2 separate regions of the Homo sapiens genome follow, and region 1 is linked to region 2. The links are chromatin loops, found by intact Hi-C in ENCODE. Cell type or tissue: mammary epithelial cell. All regions are shown on one strand. Links, peaks and the distances in the headings refer to the core of each region. The heading gives the core; the rest is flanking DNA. Region 1 has its middle 190 kb from the start of LINC01470. Region 2 has its middle 65 kb from the start of GRIA1.

The links. Peaks named below come from ENCODE experiments on the same cell type or tissue, not always from the same donor. Only the 100,000 strongest peaks of a DNase experiment are listed, where the experiment ranks them.
Region 1: it touches region 2 in a loop (23-fold over the local background); 1 of 110 quality-filtered maps calls a loop at or near these places.

What each region holds. Positions count from the first base shown.
Region 1 is chr5:153,157,345-153,160,270 of GRCh38, forward strand. No RefSeq gene overlaps it. Among named protein-coding and RNA genes, the nearest start is that of LINC01470, 190 kb to the left of the region's middle. In mammary epithelial cell, for the core only: a CTCF peak has its summit at 1,391; DNase peaks (open chromatin) are centred at 1,487 and 2,457; H3K27ac peaks cover 2,073 bases.
Region 2 is chr5:153,424,683-153,427,608 of GRCh38, forward strand. No RefSeq gene overlaps it. Among named protein-coding and RNA genes, the nearest start is that of GRIA1, 65 kb to the right of the region's middle. In mammary epithelial cell, for the core only: a CTCF peak has its summit at 1,437 (motif pointing left); no DNase peak of the experiment used is centred there.

The DNA of each region.
Region 1 (2,926 bases), core at 94-2,593, 270 kb before region 2:
TAAATGGTGACATGTTGTAGAGGCAGTGCTTTGGTCAGTGTGGTCTAGGATGGTCTGTCTAACTGATGAGGTGTCATTTGAATAGACAACTGAATAAGAATGAACCTCACTGTGAAGATCTGGAGGGAAACTATTCTAGGTATTAACAGCAAGGTCAAAGGCCCTGAGCTCGGAGTTTTTAAGGATAGAAGAAAGTTTTGTATGGCTGGGATGTGGTAAATATGGAATAAAGATAAGAACTGTGATTGCAGAGGTTAACAGGAATCAGATGGTGCAAGATCTCGTAGGCCACATGGGTGTTTAGATTTTATTTTATGCATAAGGAGGCCATTACAAGCAGAAGTAACATTGTTTCATGTACATTATAAACAATCTCTCTGGCTGCACCTAGGTAAGGAAGAACTGGGGTACAACAGTGTCTCCAGGATGGCCAGGATATTGCTACAATAATCCAGGCAGAGCATGGTAGAGGCTTGAATGCCCAGTTTCCTCTCTGAAAGGAAATGAAGGGTCAATGCCTAAATAAACAGAAGAAAGTATCTGGATCTGTGGAAAACAGGCATGTGGATTCTGAGATCCGCATGAATCGACTCACCAAATTTGGTCACAAATCTAGTTGTATATGAGAAGTGGCAGATGGAGGTAGTAAGGATGAAAGGAATGTTTCCTGTGAGATACTGATAGTATAAGATATTGAACTTGAACATGAAAAATTAATCATAGAGTCTTTTTTCTTCAGTTCTATTGAGACAATTGACAAAATTTTATATATTTAAAGATGTGCAATGTGATGATTTGATATACAGGTACATTGTGAAATGATTAACCTAATAAAGCTAATTACTATATCCATCACCTTACATAGTTATCACCCTTTTTGTGTGTGTGGTGAGAATACTTAAGATCTGCCCGCTTAGCAGACTTCCAGTATTCCATATGCTATTATTACCTATAGTCACCATTCTGTACATTAGATCTCCAGAACCTATTCATTTTGTACCCTTTGACCCACATCTCATTACCCCATCCTCCAGCTTCTGGTAACCATTCCTCTACTTTTCATAGACTCTTGAAGTTAGAAGTCACCCTAGAAATTATGCCCAAACTTCCCATGGCATCACTGGAAAGACTGAGTCTCAGAGTGGTCTTCACTTGCCCAAGGTCACACAGTAAGGTGGTGCCAGAAACCAGCTCTCCCATCTGCCACCTAGGACTCTTTTTGGTGTGATCACCTTTAGGCATCAGAGTAAACCTATTTCAATATAAAACCTATGATGAGCCAGAGGAAGAACACACTTCTGGATGTTCCTTCATTCACTGTTCCTCTCCCCTTCCCATCATCCCTGAATCAGGCTGCTTTCTGCTCAGTTCCCTATTATTCCAGGGGGTGGGGACACACCCTGCCTCTTCCTGGGTGCTGCCACTGTGTTCAGGTGTTCTTTTAGAAAACATAATCACTACCCTTTGATGATGCAGATTGCATCCTTTCTCCACCCGCCTGCTTTTCCTTTTCCTGACTCACTGTTTCTGTCCTGTTGGGGGCTGAGCAAGGGTGAAGTGCTGCCATGGCCTCACCTCTGCCAGCTTCCTGCTTGCTGGAGCTTCCAAACAAACTCTGGATTTATCTAGGGTAGCAAGTGTTTCATCAGTGTGGTGCTAACAGGCTGCTATGGGATGGGATGGGAAGGCAGGGAGAAAGCAATCATGGACTGAGATGTAATATTCAAGATTACTGATCAAAATAATTTATCTCCTCTCCTCACAGCTGAGCCTTCCTTGGACAAAGAAATTCTCAAGTGCCCTCTGAGATTAAGAGATCTTCTTTATACATACATCATTTGATAGTTCTCAGCACTTTTCACGTAATCTGTGATTTTCTGACATCTGTATCCCACACCCCACCCTAAATAAATAACTTCTTCTCTGTTCTGTGGCATATTTTTTTTTGGTACAAACTTCAATTGTGTCATCACACTATTTTGAAATGATGTATTTGTCTTTCTTCCCTATTGGAATGTGAGTATTTCCAGTGTGGGCAGAAACTGTGCCTTCTTTGTCTTAATATCAACAGCCCCTAGAAGCGTGCCTGTCATATAATAGGTAGTACCAAATAAATGTGTGTTGATTTCCATGAGTTGTCCTTAGGAGTCCTCTAAGTCTTGTTACCCAAAATATGATCTAGAGACTCACAGTTTTAGCACCATCCAGAAGCTATTTAGAAATGCAGACTCTCATCCCCTGCCCCAGACCTAGAGATTCAGAATCTGCATTTTAACAAAATCCCCAGGGGCATTAATATATACATTAAAGTTTGAGAAGTACTGCATCTAAAACAGCTCCGTTTTGCAAAGGGAAAAAATTGAAGCCCAGAAACAGGAATGGACGTGTCCAAGTTTATTCAGCCTGTTGGTGGCAAAGCTGTGGGCAGAACCTAGTTCTTGCGTCTATGTCTAATGCTTTTGTCACTTCCCAGTCTGTCTCTCTGCTTTGCTATCCCCAGAGTCTGACTCATCCTCAGGAGGAATTTGTACAGACTTAAAAATGAGAGCTCAAAGGCCACAGAATAATTTTTTGTCATTTTAAAGCCTAGTATCCATTATCTCCCATAAACAGAGTCTACCTTGTGTAATTTGAGGAGCCACTGAGACACCCTTGCCTTGTCTTTCATCTCCATCTCATGCGGGGCCTAAAGTTTCACCATTATAAATCAAATATTTGGTCTTTAGAGGTAAATACCCTTGAGAGAGGAAATGAGTGAAAGGCTTGACAATTTCTACCTTAGTGGGAGATTATTGTATTCCTAGCTAAGAGGGAGCAGGTGCTGAGTCTAAGAATATAGGCTTAGGAATTTGATTGAACCAGGCACCCCTGGGTGACCTTGGTCAACACAGTAGTCACCGTCAGTTCGCTAAATATTTTACATTCT
Region 2 (2,926 bases), core at 191-2,690:
ATGTAAAACCCAAAACTATAAAATCCCTGGGAAACAACCTAGGCAATACTATTCTGGACATAGGAAGGGGCAAAGATACTAAAAGCAATTGCAGCAAAAGCAAAAATTGACAACTGGGATCTAACTAAACAAAAGAGCTTCTGCACGGCAAAAGAACCAATCAACATAGTGAACAGACAATCTACAAAATGGGAAAAAATTTTTGCAGACTATGCAGATGACAAAAATCTAATATCTGGCTTCCACAAGGAATTTAAATTTGCAAGAAAAAAAACACCCCATAAAAGTGGGCAAAGAACATGAACAGACACTTTTCAAAAGAAGACATACAGGCAGCCAAGAATCATATGAAAAAAAAGCTCAACATCACTGATAATTACAGAAGTGCAAATCAAAACCACAGTGAGACACCATCTCACACCAGATAGAATGGCTACTATGAAAAGTCAAAAAATAGCAGATGCTGGTGAGGCTGTGGAGAAAAAGGAACACTTATGGTGGGAGTGAAATTAGTTCAAACATTGTGGAAGATGCTGTGGCAATTCCTCAAAGACCTAAAAACAGAACTATCATTTGACTCAGCAATCCCATTACTGAGTATATACCTGAAGAAATATAAATAATTATATCATAAAGATGCACGCACATGCATGTTTGTTGCAGCACTAGTCACGATAGCAAAGGCATGGAATTAACCTAAATGCCCATCAGTGGTAGACTGGATAAAGAAAATACGGTACAGATACACCATGGAATACTATGCAGTCATAAACAAGAATGAGATCATGTCCTTTGCAAGAACATGGATGGAGCTGGAGGCCATTATCCTTAGCAAACTAATATAAGAACAGAAAACCAAACACTGCATGTTCTCATTTATAAGTGGGAGCTAAATGATGAGACATATGGACACAGAGAGGTAAACAACACACACTGGGGCCTTTTGAAGGGTGGAGGGTGGGAGGAGGGAGAGGATTAGGAAAAATAACTAATGAGTACTAGGCTTAATACCTGGGTAACAAAATAATCTGTACAACAAACCTTCACAATACAAGTTTACCTATATAGCAAACCTGCACATGTACCCCTGAACTTAAAAGTTAAATAATAATAAAGAAGAAAGATCAGTACCAATAGTATGGAGTTGGAGGCAATAAGCAATCACAAGACATGTACAAAGTGTGCTCCTATTTATGTACATCTGTTCCTAAGTCCGAGGTTGTAAATCTGTGGGCTGTATCTGGCTTACAAATGTCTTATATGGCCTAGTAGCACTTCTAAAAATTTAGAATTCATTGCTAATATCTTAAAGTCAGAAGCTTTTATGAAAAAGTCTGAATTTGGTGCTAGGCTTAAGAAACTGAAGCATCTTAAACAATGCTGGGGGCTCTGCATTCCCAGGAAGCAGCAATTCCTGGGAGCAAGGTTGTGGCGCCCCCTACAGACAGGGCATGTACTTCAAACACCCCTGCTTAGCATATTTATACTACTTCTTGGTCATTCTAGGTATTTGGGTTCTGTATCTCCCTCCCTTGCCAGTGAAGGTGCACCAAGAACCTGGAAGTATGCACATTGAACTACTCACTTGAAGGAAAAGTGAGTTGTGAGGGTGGTGAGGGTGGAACTCTGGTGAGCAGTTTTCATGGTTCATTTTATAAACTTACATATTGTTTATCTTTTCTGGAAGGCACTATTGGTTGTATAAGATAAAATTGCAAATACTGGGGAGGAAAAATAGAATCTGTAGGCAGTATTTGGCCCACACCTAGGGGGATGGTTGTAGCTTGAGCTTTTGGGGATGCAGGTAGAACACGCTGCAAAGAGGAGATGCTCTTAGTAAAGGCTCTTACTCATGTTATTTCCTTTCCACCCTGTGACTCCACTTTACAACCCAGCCTCCAAGTTCATGGACACTGGGAAACACACAAAACGCTTTGCCCAGAAAACCTACAGAGTCCATATGGCTCTGTCTAATAACCCCAAAGGATCTCTCCTTTTCCCTAAGACAAATGCCCACAAAGTGCTCCTCTTAAGTTTCGAGAGGCCTCGAACTTTAATATCAGTTTTAGGAATTTAGGGATTATATAGGTGGAAAAAAAAAATTCTGAAAAACATCCTAGGTTGAGATTTGGGGGAAGAGAAGAAAGAGAGATGAAAAGAAATACAATTGTGACTTGCCTAACGGTTTTGACTTTCACTGAGTTTTCTATAGACCTCAGTTTCCACATCTGTAAAATAAGGGAGATGAATTAGATTCTTTTAACAACATTAAAGCTCTAAAATTGGGCTTTGGTTTCTGGATTGACCCATCTGGGAAATTACAAATGCAGTTCAAATGGCTTAATGTTGCCTGTCTTTCGTGAATGTTATAAGAGTTCTTATTTGAGGAGATGGACAGAGCTCTCAGAGAGTACCATCTTTCCAAAGATTGACTGAAGCTGTTATCACAGAGATTATTCCAATCAAGATGCATTCTCCTGGTCCGTTTGAATTCTGCAGCCAAGTAAAGTAATAAGACCTTGCATTTGTACAACAATTTTTTTCATTTCTAAAGTGCTATCCATTTCTGTCCTGAATTTTATACTTACATCAATACTATAATGTAGGCAAAGCAGGAATTTTAAAAATCACATTTGAACAATGGGAAATCTTGGACTTGAGTTGCTCTCAGGGAAGCAGCAATGACATACTTACTCAACAGGGTGATTTAGAGCTGACCCTGTCTCTAAGCTTAACTGTTAGAAGACTGGCTATGTGACTTTGGGCAAGTTGCTTAGGCTCCTGGAGTCTCAATTTCCTTATCTGTTCACTGGGGATAAATATTCACCTGCAAGATTACCTGAGATGATGTATAAGCTAGGTCATCAAAAGCTAGGTTTGCCTGCCAGCATTCATCTTGTATGAGATGGAGACAAGCGATTGGTTT